Regions from separate parts of the Mus musculus genome. Here region 1 is linked to region 2. The links are chromatin loops, found by intact Hi-C in ENCODE. Cell type or tissue: left cerebral cortex. All regions are shown on one strand.

Evidence for each region. Peaks named below come from ENCODE experiments on the same cell type or tissue, not always from the same donor. Only the 100,000 strongest peaks of a DNase experiment are listed, where the experiment ranks them.
Region 1: a loop joins it to region 2, with 2.4 times the contacts of the local background. A loop is called at or near these places in 7 of 42 quality-filtered maps.

The regions. Positions count from the first base shown.
Region 1 is chr19:24,189,477-24,197,476 of GRCm38, forward strand. Tjp2 (tight junction protein 2) reads right to left here. Exons shown (of 24, transcript NM_001376368.1): 2 at 4,233-4,353. Among named protein-coding and RNA genes, the nearest start is that of Tjp2, 32 kb to the right of the region's middle. In left cerebral cortex, CTCF peaks have their summits at 4,937 (motif pointing right) and 6,834; a DNase peak (open chromatin) is centred at 3,687.
Region 2 is chr19:24,249,668-24,257,667 of GRCm38, forward strand. No RefSeq gene overlaps it. Among named protein-coding and RNA genes, the nearest start is that of Fxn, 27 kb to the right of the region's middle. In left cerebral cortex, no CTCF peak of the experiment used is centred here; DNase peaks (open chromatin) are centred at 2,410 and 4,344.

The DNA of each region.
Region 1 (8,000 bases), 60 kb before region 2:
CTGAAGACAGCTACAGTATACTTACATATAATAAGTAAATAAATAAATAAATCTTTAAAAAAAGAAACCTTTTGCAAAGTATATTAATGGAGTTAATTATTTTAGTAACGAAGCTTAAACTTAAAAAATCAAAACGAATCTTACACGTATGTTATTACTTTGACTATTACATCTTAACATCAACATCAAGTAGCAATAATTATAATTAAATAGTCTTATATGTTTGGTGGAAATTCAAATAAATAATTGGAGTGAGGTGTGAGGGAGCATGCTGCCTGCCATCATTTCTATCCCCACTGTAACACATGACCTCTGAATGAACCCAAATTGGGGACAAACTGAAAACTGTTGTCACCAGTTGCTTTATGCACAATATCAAAACCAAGGCTCAGTGATGACCTGCTATCAGCCAGAAGCTGTGGTGCCATCTCCCCAGGTTCCTTGAAATCATAGAAGAAACTCTTCTAGGCTTCCACACATAGCCACCATAAGAGGGACCCAAAGGACAGCTACACACAGCAATGTGACTGGCTGCTGAAGTACACAGAACCACAGCTCTAAGTGCATATATAGCCTGTCCATCTGAGTTCCTCAGACAGAGCTGGGTGTGGCCTGTGGGGGATCCCAAGCCAGTGACAGGTACCCAACATGGCTGACATTGATGGAGGAAAAACTATTACAAGTGACAAGTGATAGGAAGGAAGGGGATAACAGAGCCAGGACTGGTGGCACAGGCTTCCCATCCCAACTACAAAGGAAACAGAGGCAGACAGGGCTCGAGTTCAGTGCTGGCCTGGGCAACTCAATGAGAGCCTGTCTCGGACTAAAAGCATAGGGCTGGAGAGATGGCTCAGCCGTTAAGAGGACCCCAGGTGGACAGTTCACACCTGCCTGTGACTTCAGCTCCAGGAGGATTCAATGCTCTGGCCTCTGTGTGCATACACAGACAGACAGACAGACAGACAAAAACACACAGACACCAGAACAACAAAAAACACTTAAAACTCAGCAAGAGTATCATCTGGAAGAACATAGCCACCGTCACCCTTTTTTCTTTTTTCCTTGCAGTACCAGGAGTGAAAACCAGGGCCTCAAGCATGCTAGTCAAATGTTCTGCCATAAAATTCCACCCAGCCTATAACAACGCTGCCCCTTTCTTTCTTATAGACAGGAATTCACTAGGTAGACCTGGTTGACCTGGAACTCACTAGGTAGACCAGGCTGCTGGAACTCAGTAATCCACCTTCAAACCGTGCTGATGAGAGGAGACCCCAAGAACAAGACAGATAATGATCCAGAGGAGGCTCTGCATACACCCTCCTCCCCTCAGGCCAGACAGTGCTAGTAGATCATAGCGTCCTTGCTCAATGAACTTAGGAGCATCTAGGAATCCTTAACTCGGGGCAGCTTCGCTCCTAGGAGGTCCTTCTACGTTCTGATTTTTGCAACTCTGACTGGCAAGTCTTCCCCATAGCAGCCAGGCTTCCTTGAAAGTCAGTTCTCCTGATCGACTTTTAAGAAAGCCTGTCTTGTGAGGTGCTTCCATAGCTGGCTTGGAGCCTCCTTTATAAAAGCATTAGTTTTGAGGGCAGAATCCTCATAACCGAATCACGCCTTAAGACAACTCCTAAGTACCATCACACCCAGGTGGTTCAAATGTGTGTGTGTGTGTGTGTGTGTGTGTGTGTGTGTGTTAGGACAAGCACACGGTGGTCCAGGTGAGCTACTACCACTGTGTCCTGTGGAGGAGACCGTTCTTTCAGACTCCAGCAGGGGACCACCAGAGATTCGAGGCCAGCCTGTTCTACAACAGAGAGTTCCAGGTCAGCCAAGAGGACACAGTAGGGAGGCCCTGTCTCAAAAATCATAAAGGGGGAGGTGGCATATACCTTCAGTTCCAGTACTCAGGAGGCAGAAGCAGGCAGATCTTGGTAAATCTGAGGCCACTTGGGTCTACATAATGAGTTCTAGGTCAACCAGAGTGGTATAGTGAGACCCTGCCTCAAAAAAAAAAAAAAAAAAAAAAAGCCAGACAGTGGTGATGTGCACACCTTTAATCACAGCACTTGGGGAGCAGAGCCTGGCTGATTTCTGAGTTCGAGGCCAGCCTGGTCTACAGAGTGAGTTCCAGGACAACCAGGAGCTACACAGTAAAACCCTGTCTCTGTCTCTGTCTCTGTCTCTCTCTCTCTCTCTCTCTCTCTCTCTCTCTCTCTCTCTCTCACACACACACACACACACACAGGGAGAGAGAGAGGAAGGGAGGGAGGGAAGGAGGGAGGAGAGGGATTTATTGTTTTGGGTTTTTTTTTTAAAGATTTGTTTGTTTTATATATGTGAATACACTGACACACCAGAAGAGGGCATCAGATCCCATTACAGATGGTTGTGAGCCACCATGTGGTTGCTGGGAATTGAACTCAGGACCTAACCACTGAGCCACCTCTCCAGCCCAGATTTATTGCTTTTAGGTTACACAGCTTAAGTTTTGTTACAGCATCTCGGAAGGCCCAAGGCACACTCTGCCATAGTCTACAATGTCCTTCCAGTTGATTTGACTAAATTAGCAGATCCCATATAGAACTCTCAACTCTCATGTCACAAAGCACTTCTGCAATCTGGATAAGCAAATTCGAAACCTTTCAGAATGCTATATAGGACATCGCACTCATAACCCTGGGGACTCAATGGAGACCTACTCCGGTCAAGTGTGCTCGCTGGAACTAAATGTGAAATGTCTACCCCAGATCCATGCATTAAAGAGAAGGTCTCTAGATTGGAGAAGCGCTAGAAGCTTTAGTATAGTGGTTCTCAACCTCCCTAATGCCCCTCGACCCTTTAACACAGTTCTTCCTGTTGTGGTGAACCCCCCCCCCCAAACATAAAATTATTTTGTTGCTACTTCGTAACTGTAACCTTGTTTCTGTTTTGAATTGTGATGTTAATATCTTATATGCAGGATATCTGATATTCGACCCCTGTAAAAGGAGTGGCGACCCACAGGTTGAGAACCATTGCTTTAGGTTGGCCCTGGCTGTAGGAACTCAATGGTGGGGACGAGTCTTTGTGACTGTACCTTGTCCTGTGTCCATCCCATCTCTCCCTGCTGATGGTTAAGCTCCAGGCTGACTTTGCCCTGAATCTGAGGATCACAGCAATAAGGCCTGTATCTAAGACCACACGATACAGCCTGGGCCCTGAGCAGCTACTTGTCAATCGAGGGTATGCAGTTCACACACCACTAGACTCCACTTCTCCACCCAGGCAGGAGATGCCCGCTAACGCAGATGGAATTATGAACCAAGTACATGAAGAAAAATCCAACCCCATTGTGGGCTTGCCACAGACAGGCCACATCAGGACTAAACCGTAACTAAGAATAAATACACGCCCAAACATCTGTCGAAATAATACCTAATACCTTGTAAATCTTGTATAATTCATCCTTAAAAGTGAGTCGGGAAATAGGTAATGCCCTTAGTACTCACTAAAATCAAGTAAATATTCTATCTTTAGAAGCCAGTGTGTTCTTTTTTTAATCTACTCCCAAGTACCATTCGATAGAACAATAATTTTTTTCCATCTCAATGAGGATGAGCTAAATGTGATCTACAGCAAAATGATCGCCAACGCCAGACACCAGGCATACCAAAAACTACTCCCACCAGCTATGGGGTTATCATGAGTCATAAGAGCTCTACCTACACACGTGCCTCAGCCAAGAAAATACATCACCCAACCTTGGCAGGATGCAACAGGCTAAGCCATCCTTCCTCCTCCTTCATTTTTTATGAAAGAATGGAGATTGAGACTAGAGTCCGAACTATGTCTACAGCCCAGATAGGACTTCATCTCTTCACTCTGTAAAAAAGATATCACCAACAGGCGGGCAGTACAGGTGGGCAGTGGTGGCACACACCTTTTATCTGGCACTAGGGAGGCAGAGACAGGCAGATCTCTGAGTTCAATGCCATTTTGGTTTTAAAGTAAGTTCCAGGACAATCAAACTAAACAGAGACACCTAGTTAAAACAAAACAAAATAAAACAAAACAAAACAACCAACAAAAGAACAAACAAAAAAGAGATTACAATCAGATTTCTTGAGAAAGCACACATAAACATTCTGGCAACCTGGAACATAGTGACCTTGTCTTTATCTATGATGTGAAATAATAGATCAAACTTTGTGTGAGCCAGTGACTCGGTTACTAAGAGACAAGTCAGCAAGTACCTGGGAGAGCAGGCTGTAGGTGGACACCGGTCTGTGGCCTCCTGAGTACCTGGGCCTGGAGCTGTAGCCTGGGTGCCAGTCCCACTCACAGGGAGAAGAGAGTAAGGCAGGACTCCGCGCCCTGGAGAAGACAGATTGGTTAGATCTAAGTGTTCACCCTCACTCAGCCCGATGAGCTCCTAGAGAATACACTGACGTCTGAATATCATAGCTCATCCAGGATGGCAATAGACACAGACTTATACAGCAGGCACTGTCATCTATCGCACAACACCCAACATCTATTTCTTTTTTAAGATTAATTTACTTTAGGTATGTGAATACACTGTCACTCTCTTCAGACACACCAGAAGAGGGCATCAGATCCCATTACAGATGGTTGTGAGCCACCATTTGGTTGTTGGGAATTGAACTCAGGACCTCTGGAAGAGCAATCAGTGCTCTTAACCGCTGAGCCATCTCTCCAGCTCCCCCCCCCCCCCCCACACACACACACAAACACCTATTATCCCCCACAAAGAAACCCAGCATCAATTCTCTCCTGCCCTCCGGGCCCAGGCAATTACCAGTCTCACTTATATTTCTAGAGAGTTACCTGATATTTTTTAATCTTTTTTAAAAAATGTATTCATTTTTGTTTCCTGTATATGAGTTTCTGCTTGTCTGGGCACCATGTGTATGCAGTACCTACAGGGGCCACAAGAGGGTGGCGGAGTCCCTTGAACTAGCATTACAGCAGGTTGCAAGAATCCCAATGTTGGTGCTAGGAACTGAGCTCTGGTGCTCGGCAAAAGCAGTGTACACTCTTCACCACTGAGCTGCCTCTCCAGCCCTCGATGCCCCATTACTTCTAGCAGCCAAATAGCATCCCACCATAAGGACAAACCACAATTTATGAGAGAGATGCTGGGCTAGGCCCAACCCACCTGAGCATAATCCCCAAATACAAGAATTTCAGAGATTTTTCCTTCATGGGAATGGAGGGAGGGGTGGAGGGGAAACTCAGCAGATAAGAAAACAAGTGAGAAGTAGAAAAACCTTTGTCCCCTTTAACACGGGGTCTCAAACTCACAACCCTCCTCTTCCCTCCCATCCAGGGCTGGGATTACAGATGTGTCTCCCGGGCCTGGTAAGAAAACTTTAATATGGTAAAATGTACCTAAAATGTTGCATTTTAAAGCATGAAAAGAGAAAACACTTGAAACTACAAAGGGGTTTGTTTGTATGACTTCAGTAAAACTGGCTGATTGCTTTGAATCTATGTTCCTGACCACCAGCATCTCAGGAGACAGGTCCTTTGTATCTCTCAATAAAAAAACATTTAACCCTACACATGCCTACCCACCGCCACAGGGCGACTGTACTGAATCCGCGGAGGCAGTCCTGGGGAACCCTGCACTGGGAGGGAGAATGTGCCCTCTGGCCGCTTCTGGGCCCATTCTTCTTTCTGTGGCACAAAAAGATACTGGCTATCTTCATTAAGCTCGCTTCTTCCTAGACCGCCAAACTAGAAGTGAAGGACGGTGTTGATTTTGTTTGTTCAGGCAAGAGGCCTTCCCTGTGTCGTTGTCCCGTCCCTGTCCCCTCCCCACCCCCACCCCCCCACCCCCGCTCCATCACCCCCACCCCCACCCCCCCAGCTCCAAGGATCAGCAGGAAATGTAGGCTGAGGCTAAGCCGAGGTCATCTGGACTTCCTACAAAGCAAGCCGCAGATGGAGCCCAGCCCATTCGTAGTTTCTATTATTACTTCCAAAGATAAATAAACTGGCAAGCAAATCAAGGTATACTTGGTTGCCTTTGGCCTGAATGTGAAGTTTTTTGTTTTTTTGGTTTTTTCTTCCTGCAGGTATCAGTTCTAAACAGTTTCTTCTAGAGAAACATCTTGCTTTTTAACATACTTTTTTTGTGTGTGTATCTAAACATCCTGGATTTAACTTACTTTTTCTTTTTTTCTTTTTTCCTTTAATTTGGAGACAATCTCATGTAGTCCAGGCTGACCTCAAACTTTCTCTATAGTTCTTGCCTCTACACACCAGCACACCCAGTTCATGGAGAATATTCACTGGAAATTTTACCTGTGCAGCCAACAATCTACCTTCCTACCTCTGAGATCTTGAACAGTTTCTGGGAGAGAAGGAATGAGGATAGAAAACCAGCAGGATAATCCGAAAGTACAAGGTCTCAAGACACACAGCAAGTGCAATGGGAAGTGTAACTCTGGATGCTCCCCGTGTGACCCATGGACCAAGCCCATATCAGCACCTTGCCCCTCTGCACCACCTGTGAGTGTGATGCAAATACAGTACAACAGGTTGAAGAAGGAAGCCTGCCTGCCAAGAGTTCAAGCCCAGCTGGGGCTAAAACACAGTAAATCTGTGTCGCAAAGAACAGGGATGGTGGGGCTGACAGGTGGACGGACAACCTGAATCTACATTTTAGCAGAGTGATTAACATATATGCTAAAGTTTACAAAATAAGGCATCTGGGGGCCAGAGAGATGCTCAGTGGTTAAGAGCACTGGTTGCTCTCCCATAGGAACTGGTTCTATTCCCAGCACCCACAGGGCAGCTAACAACTAACTGTACTTCTGGCCACTGTAGGTACTGCATACACACAGTAAACCTGCAGGCAAAACACCAATACACATAAAAAATAAAATTAATTAATTAATTTAAAAGAGAAATAAGAGGCTGGAGAGATGGCTCAGTGGTTAAGAACACTGACAGCTCTTCCAGAGGTCCTGAATTCAATTCCCAGCAACCACATGGTGGCTCACAACCATCTGTAATGGGATCTGATGCCCTCTTCTGATGTGTCTGAAGACAGCTACAGTGTGCTTGTCATATATATTAAAAAAATAAATAAATAAAATCTTTTTAAAAAGAGAGAGAGAAAATAAGATGTTGAAGTCTGTGAAAGATGAAGAACTAAAGAATGAAGTTAACACATTAGGGGCTGGAGAGATGGCTCGGTGAATAAGAGCACGTGTTGCTCTGGTAAAGATCCTGGGTTCAATTCCCAGCACCCATATGATGGCTCACAACCACCAATAATTCCAGTCAGTAATAGGGAATTACCCTATTCTGTCCAACGCCCTCTTCGGTCTCCCAAAGGCACCAGGCACACATGTGGTGCAGATATATATGCAGACAAAATGCCAATACACATAAAAATTAACCAAAATCAATTAACACATAGACAAGAAATCAACCCTCTTAGGATACCCAGAAAGGGGGGGGGGGGTCACTAAGCTTAGTGTGAGATGAAAGTCTGGTCCCAACAAAGCTGTGTGGAAATAAGGGAAACTACATTGTGTTTTGGTGAATTCAAAGCAGTGAGCCCTCATTCATGGGAGGAGCAGGTCACTCCTTAGGACAATGTGGCCAGTGCCTCAGGCCTGCAGGAATGTTCTGCTCAGAAGCAAAGAGCAAAACCAGAGGGTAACTTTGTTTATGAAGGACCAGTTTGCAACAAATGGTTTTGCATCATTTAGGGAGACAAGGACCAGAGAGGAAATGGTTCTCCATATGAGACTTATTCATGCCAGTTGCTAGGAATCTCTAAACAAACTACTAATCTGCCAGTTTAGGGGTGAACACCATCACAAGCCGCCCTAGACCAGACAGTAAAGACATGCAGCTTGTGTCTGAGGACCAAGCCCTCTGTAATGATGACTTTAATGAGGCTATTTCACAATCTAACAAGTAAAGACTAAATTAGAATTCAGAAACGGAAAATACACAGACCACATGTCATAGCTCCCAAT
Region 2 (8,000 bases):
CTAAACACTCACTCAGGGCTTCCTTGGCTCCCCACAAAACTGCGCCCTCTTTAAAAAAATATTTTTAAATTAGATTTTAAAGTAATTAATTAGTTTTCCACAGTTAAGGACAGGCCCCACGCCCAACAGTAGATGGCCATGTTTAATTGTATATATTTCTGCAGGGATTTTTGTCTTATAATGCTTTGTCTGGCCATTGTTTTGTTTTGTTTTGTTTCCCTGCTGTATCATGGTTTCTAGTTTTGTGTCTTCATGGGATTTCTGTGTGTGTAAATGAGTGTGTGTCTCTGTGTCTATACATGATATGTATCTCTGGTGTTTTATTTCTTTGATCCTTTTATTTTTTATTTTAATTTTTTAAAATATTGTTTAAGATGCATGGCTTTAGTTGGTTGGTTATTGTTGTGGTGGTGGTGGTGTGTGTGTATATTTTCAAGACAGGGTTTCTCTGTGTAGCCCAGGATGTCCTAGAACTCACTCTGTAGACCAGGCTGGCCTGGAAATCAGAAATCCACCTGCCTCTGCCTCCCAAGTGCTGGGATTTCAAGCATGTGCCATCATTGTCAGGCCTCTGTTTGTTTTTTAAAGAGAGTAAGCAAGAAAAGTGTTGTGTTTTATAAAAAAAAGAAGAGAGGCAGTATATGTTTTGTAGAGGTGAGGTATAGTGAGGTGGAAGGGGGGTGCCTTTGCGGGTCCATGTTGAGGCATCCCTTCCCCCTGAGGGATCAGCCATATAGTATGGAATTGAGTTTATTTAGGGGAGGGGAGGGGAGTTGAGGAGGGAGTAGAGACAGAGAAAGGCAGAGAGAGAGAGAGAGAGAGAGAGAGAGAGAGAGAGAGAGAGAGAGAGAGAGAAGAGGCGGGCATAGACAAGTGGAGAGAGAGGGAGGAGGGGAATGGGGGTATGGGGAAAGAAGGGACAGAGAGGAGGGAAGAGAGAGAGAGAGAGAGAGAGCAGAAACGTGGAGGAGGGGGATGAGGAAAGAGGGAGAAGGGGCAGAGAATAAGAGGATAAATGGATAAGAGAGTGAGGAGGGGGCAAGCAGCCCCTTTTGTAGTGAGTCAGGCATACCTGGCTGTTGCCAGGTAACTGTGGGGTGGATCCTAGAAGGAATGCTAACAAAAGGGTATAGATTTGGGTGGGTGGAGAGGTGGGGAGGATCTGGGAGGAGTTGGGGGAGGGGAAACCATAATCAGAATATATAATATGAAAAAAAAAACCAAAACTATCTTCAATAAGCAAAATAACTGGTTTTCATGAAGAGTTTTATGCATCTTTAATTTTGGTCTAACCAACCACTAACCACCCCTCTTCCTTCCTATTGTAGTTTTTTGAGACAGGGTTTTATGGCATCCAGGCTGGGCTCAAATCCCCGTATGTTGCTAAAACTGGTCTTGCAAACTTTTTTTTCCAAGATTTTAATTTTTTTTAAAAGGTGTATTTATTTGATGTATTTGAATACACTGTCGCTGTCTACAAACACACCAGAAGAGGGGATTGGATCCCATTACAGGTGGTTGTGAGCCACCACGTGGTTGCTGGGAATTGAACTCAGGACCTCTGGAAGAGCAGGCGGTGCTCAGTGGTTACTGAGCCATCTCTCCAGCCCCAGATTTTAATTTTAATTTACATGTCTCTGTGTGTGGCTGTGTATGTATGCTACATGTTCCTGGATGCCTACCGCGACAAGAAGAGGCTATTGGATGTCCAGGGGTTGCAGTCAGCAGTGGCTGTGAGCTGCACAAAGTGGGTGCTGGGAAGAAAGTCTGATCCGCTGGAAGAGCATCAAGCACCCTTGACCACCGAGGAGGAGGGGTATTTTCAGTTCCCAGAACTTTTCACCCCCCTGCTTTCATCTCCAAAACACTAGGATTCAGGCCAACACCACCAAGATCTGCTCTTTTATCGTTTGAGGCAGAATCTCAATCTGTAACCCAAACTGTCCTGGAAGTCACTATGCACCTACACTCCTGGTAATCCCCCTGCTTCACGCTACTGCCTTCTGCTTCAGGTGGTGATCCTCCTATTTGCCAAGTGCTAGCATTACTGCTTTGCAACAGCACACCTGGCTTATTGTTTACATTAAACGACTTCTCACCGCTTCTAACTGACCCTAGTGAAGAATGCGTTTTTTTGGGGGGGACTGTAGCTATGTAGGGGGGGTCTCCCCCTTTTCCAAGCCTCCCTTGGGATTCCTTCCTTCTTCCTGTCAAAGCCTTGCCACCAGGCACAGCAATGGAAGTGACTGCTTGCTCAGGCTTCCCTTCCCTCCAGCTCTGTAGATCCCTGTGCTTCGGACACAGCCAGGGCTATTAATAGACCCCCTTTTCTTTCCTCTTCTGCAGCCTTCCACTTCCTCTGAAGGCAGATAGCCACTCCACTGGATCCAAGAAATAATTACCCTCCTCCGCCCCCTCTCTGAGCAGGAAGAAAGAAAAGGTCTTGATTCTCCTCCAGATGGGAATGGAATGGTTCTGTCGTCTCTAAGCTCTCCTGCCCTGCTGCTCAGGGCGTAGCCTTTTCTCTGTTCCTCCTGTGGCTCAGGGCTTTGTTTGTATATTTAAACAGCATTCCTTCCGACTTGGGTCGTTTTCTACCTTTTGGTGTATCCTGCAAAAATTTTTTTTTTTTTACTTTTATTCTATATGTATGAATTATCTATGAATGTTTTGCTTGAACATTTTTATGCGCATCATAAATGCCTGGTGCCTGAGGAGGTCAGAAACGAGTGTCAGATCCTCTGGAACTGGACCTACAGATGTTTTTGAGCCACCATGTGGATGCTGGGAACCAAACCCAGGTCCTCAGCTATTGCTCTGTTACTATGTACTGCATTGCTAAATTCTGTATCCTAAGGTTTAGTTGCCTCAAGAGGAATGAATGCTCATGTATACCAGCTTTTGTTGTGCAAACCTTACTCCTTAATTTAAAACTATTGGTTGAATAAAGGTGCCTACAACCTGTAGCTGGGCAGAAAAGAGGTAGGTGGGGGCTTTGGGTCCTCAGATTTGGGGTCTACAGCATAGACAAATAGGGAAGAAGAAAGGAGGCGCATGGGGTAGGTGGATGGTGAGCACATGGCCACGAGGGCCAGCCAGTTAGAGTAGGAGCAGCCCAGACAAAATGTGGCAACTGGTATCTCAGGATTATTGATGGGAGAGTAGACAAAATAACATAGAGGGTTGATATCTGCCCAGCTTTAGTGCTTTAAGGCTTATTATAAATAGAAAGGTTTTGTGTCTTTTATTTTGGGAACTAAATGATCTAAGGTGGGCTAGAAGCCCCCAATACTATTTACCACAAAATCTGCAGAAGCAATAATGAGTACTCCTAACCACTGAGCCACCTCTCCACTGTGTAGTGCAAGAATGGAGGGAGAGGGTGGAGCCAGCCTTCTCTGGCCTAAGCACTCAGGATGTTTAACAGGGGTGCCTGATCAGCAAGTTACTGGCTGAGGCAGACCGGAGGGTGTTTTTTGTGGAACCCGATGGATTGTGAGTGGACTGGCAAGTCAAGGTCTAGCAGGATGAGGTGGACATACTTTAGATGGCCTATGCAGGGTCTGGTGGCATCATCATAGTTACTGTCGTGTCTGAAAATTGGCATCCTGAATTGTGCAATGCAAAGTCTGGGCAGCTCTGCATCACAATGTTAACTCTTGCTAAGCATGGTGGCTCACCGGCAATCCAAGCATTTGGGAGGCAGAGGCAGGAGGATTGTTTTAAACTCAGTCTGGGCTATAAAACAAACTATAATTCTAAATCTAAACTTATTTGCTTTTTTTTTTTTTTTAAAAGATGTACTTATTATATGAGTACACTGCAGCTGTTTTTAGACACACCAGAAGTATGGCATCTGATCTCATTACAAATGGTTGTGAACCAACAAGTGGTTGCCGAGATTTGAACTCAGGACCTTGGGAAGAGCAGTCAGTGCTCTTAACCACTGAGCCATCTCTCCAGCCCCCTGCTTACTTGTTTTTTTAACCTTAGAGGTTTTAGGGTCTCTCTTTCCTCTTAGGATTTATTTAAGCAAATGACGTTGGCATTATAGAGCTCTAGTCTTAAGTTTGGCCGCTTGAGCTGGCCCTGGGGGTTGGGAGAAGGGAAAGTGCTTAGGTCATCCAGAGACTTTCAAATTCTCCCGGAAGGAATTCGGTGGCTGTTTCTCACTTCCCCCTTGGCTGGTGGGGGACCCTGGAACTTCTGTCACTGGGTCTGGTACTGTGTGTCTGACTCTGTCCTCCAAGGGAAACCCTGTTTTACCTACCCCTAAAGCACTGGAGAGGCACGCTCAATGGGCAAACTGCCCCTGGGAAAAGCTGTCTTGAAAGCTGATGAATAAAGAGGGCCCTCATTAGCAGCTGCTGGGCGATGGTTACTTAAGGGCTCCGTGGGGGTGGCGGTGTGGGCCTTTCTTAGCTCAAAGACACACCTTACCAGCTGGTTTTTAAACTCACAGCAGGACCTGCTTTCTCTGCATCTATCCACAGGCAGCTGACACTTAAGTGTGTGATCTTGTAAGGGGAAATAGAAGGTGTTTATTTGTTCAAACAGGTCTTGGAATCAGATGAAGGCAACTGATTTCCGAGAACCAGGAGGCTGGATTTAAGAAATATTTATAAAATTTTTACAAGCCAAATAGCACGCATGCTAGAATCAGCCAATTGGCTGCTAGAACGCTGTTACTCATACACACCTGTAAGTCTTCACTAATCAAGTCTAGGTTTGGGCTCCTTAGTTACAAAACACAGCAGTTCTGACTTAAAACACCTGTAGCAGATGTGATCTCAACTCAGGACCCTGACCTAATGAAGAATTTGGAATTGTTGATTTCTTCCCTGGTTTTACACAGTGAATGGTTCTGACTTCCTCTAGCCTTTTCTAGATATGCCAAATTCTAATAATAAATAAATAAATAAACAATAAATAAATAAATATTGTATTTTGAACACTTTAACATTTGTAAAAATAAGTGAACAAAATCCTTTTGGACACAGAAATTCCATGTTCAGCTCAAGATGGAGTCAAGCGACTCTGTAACAAATACTATGTTTCTTTTCAGAAGTTTATGTGTATCAGTGTTTTGCTTTTTTTGTGTGTATGTATGTGTCTGTGTGGTGTGTGTGTGCACATGCCAGTGTGCTTGTGTTCATGCCTGGTGCCAAAAGAGGGAGTCATATCACAAGAACTGGAGTGACAGGTTTATGAGTTATCACATGGTGCTAGGAACTGCTGAGCCACTCTTCCACCTGTCTTTTTTTGTTTGTTTGTTTGTTTGTTTTTTTGAGACAGGGTCATACTATGTAGCCTTGGTTGTTCTGACTTGATACATAGACTAAGCTAGCTTCAAAACTCAAGATATCCACCTGCCTCTGTCTAATGAGTGGTGAATATATATATATATATATTGTGTGTGTGTGTGTATGAATGTATACCTGTTGTATAACAGTTTCCTCTGAGATTAAAACATTCCACTATATAAGAAAGGTCTTAAACAGGAAGGCAAAAAACTCAGAAAAGCCTCTAGAAGTTCCGGAAACTGAGCAGATTCACTAGGCCCCTCCTTGCCAGAGTAAGCAATAAAAGCTGAGAATCTCTCTCAGATAAGATGCAAAGAAGACTCTGAGACCAGACCAGCTACTTGGGAGGAACAGCTGAGCTTCCTGGAAGAGACCGGAGTCTCTTGGAAAGGACATTCTCTAACCTTTAGAGCTGCCTGCAGGCTCTGCAGCATGATCTGGGTTTCTCAGCTTTTGTGAGCTGTCACCCATGCTACAGTGGGCCTTGGTGATGCAACTGTCTTTGAGCCATTTCTGTTCTCATAATAACCCCATATTCCTGAAGTAACCCCAATAAAATCCATTGGTTCACCAAGTTGGACTTTGGCGGTATTTGGACTTTGGTCTGCCATGAGTTCCATATCTAGGGTTGCATCTCCTTAAAAAAAAATTGTCACACAACACTGCTACATATATGGGGGTACTTGCAGATGCCAGAAGACATCTGATCCCCTGGAGCTAAAGTTACAGGCAGTTGAGAGTTGCTATACACGGGTGCTGGGAATTGAAGACCCTGGTCCTCTGTCACAGCACCAAGCACCCTTAACCACCAAGCCATTGCTGCAGTCCCACAAATGAATTTTTTTTTTTCAAGACAGGGTTTCTCTGTGTAGCCTTGGCTATCCTGAAACTCACTCTGTAGACCAGGGTGGCCTGGAACTCAAGAGATCTGCCTACCTGTCTCCTGAGCTCTGGGATTAAAGGCAGGAATCACCACTGTCCAGCTTCAAACACATTCTTTTGAAAGAGATAAACAGTAACAACATCAAGTGGGCTTCCAAATGCCAAGGCAGAGCATAGAGACTCCAGTGGTCTGCAAAGGCCTGGTGTAAACTAAGTTTTGTGCTTACAGTGGCCTCCTATGCCTGACTCTTCTCTTAGATAGGAAGGAGTCCTTGGGAGGCAATGTCGCCAGTGGGTATGGGTGTTTTTCTCAACATTCTAATAAACAGTTCAATAAACCTATTCGTGTACATTCTATTTCTTCATCAACACGATCAGGGGAGATGGGACATTGGGTTTTACATTTTGTCTTTAGCAGATGCAGGCTGGACTGAAAGTATAGCTCAGAGGTAGGTTTACCTAGAATGTGTGACACCCTAAATTAAGTTCCTGGGAATGAAGAAAAACAATATCAAAAATAATGTAAGTACCTGTACACATTCCATGCCCTTAATCAAGGCCTCAGTGTCTACTCCAGTACCATCACTAGTTAAGTCAAACCTGTTGAGGTTTGGTCTGTTGCTATGTATTATAATGCTAAATTCTGTACCCAAAGGTCTAGGATAGGAGTGAATTCTCTCCTTTACAGGATTTTGTTGTGCAAACCTTGTTCCTTGATTTAAAACCATTGGTTATTCGAGGCCAGCCTGCCTGGTCTACAAAGTGAGTTCCAGGACAGCCAGGGCTACACAGAGAAACCCTGTCCCAAAACAACAACAACAAACAAACAAACAAACAAACAAAAACTCATTGGTTAAATAAAATTGGCTGCAGGCAATTGCTGGAGGGATTGGAGGTAGGTAGGTTTTGAGTGACTTGGTTGGGGTTGGGGAAGACAGAGGAGCGAGGAGAGACCAGGATCCGGAAGGACAACAAAGAGAGGAGGAAGCTGTCATGAGGGGAGATGGACCATGAGCACTGGGGCCAGGAGAAACAAGTTATCTGATGTACACTGCTGGCGAGGTAGTCAGACCAGCTACTATGTTCATAGCAGCCTTATTTATAATAGCCAGAAGCTGGAAAGAACCCAGATGCCCCTCAACAGAGGAATGGATACAGAAAATGTGGTACATCTACACAATGGAGTACTACTCAGCTATTAAAAAGAATGAATTTATGAAATTCCTAGCCAAATGGATGGACCTGGAGGGCATCATCCTGAGTGAGGTAACATATTCACAAAGGAACTCACACAATATGTACTCACTGATAAGTGGATATTAGCCCAAAACCTAGGATACCCAAGATATAAGATACAATTTGCTAAACACATGAAACTCAAGAAGAATGAAGACTGAAGTGTGGACACTATGCCCCTCCTTAGATTTGGGAGCAAAACACCCATGGAAGGAGTTACAGAGACAAAGTTTGGAGCTGAGACGAAAGGATGAACCATCTAGAGACTGCCATATCCAGGGATCCACCCCATAATCAGTTTCCAAACGCTGACACCATTGCATACACTAGCAAGATTTTATCGAAAGGACCCAGATGTAGCTGTCTCTTGTGAGACTATGCCGGGGCCTAGCAAACACAGAAGTGGATGCTCATAGTCAGCTGTTGGATGGATCACAGGGCTCCCAATGTAGGAGCTAGAGAAAGTACCCAAGGAGCTAAAGAGATCTGCAACCCTATAGGTGGAACAACATTATGAACTAACCAGTACCCCGGAGCTCTTGACTCTAGCTGCATATGTATCAAAAGATGGCCTAGTCG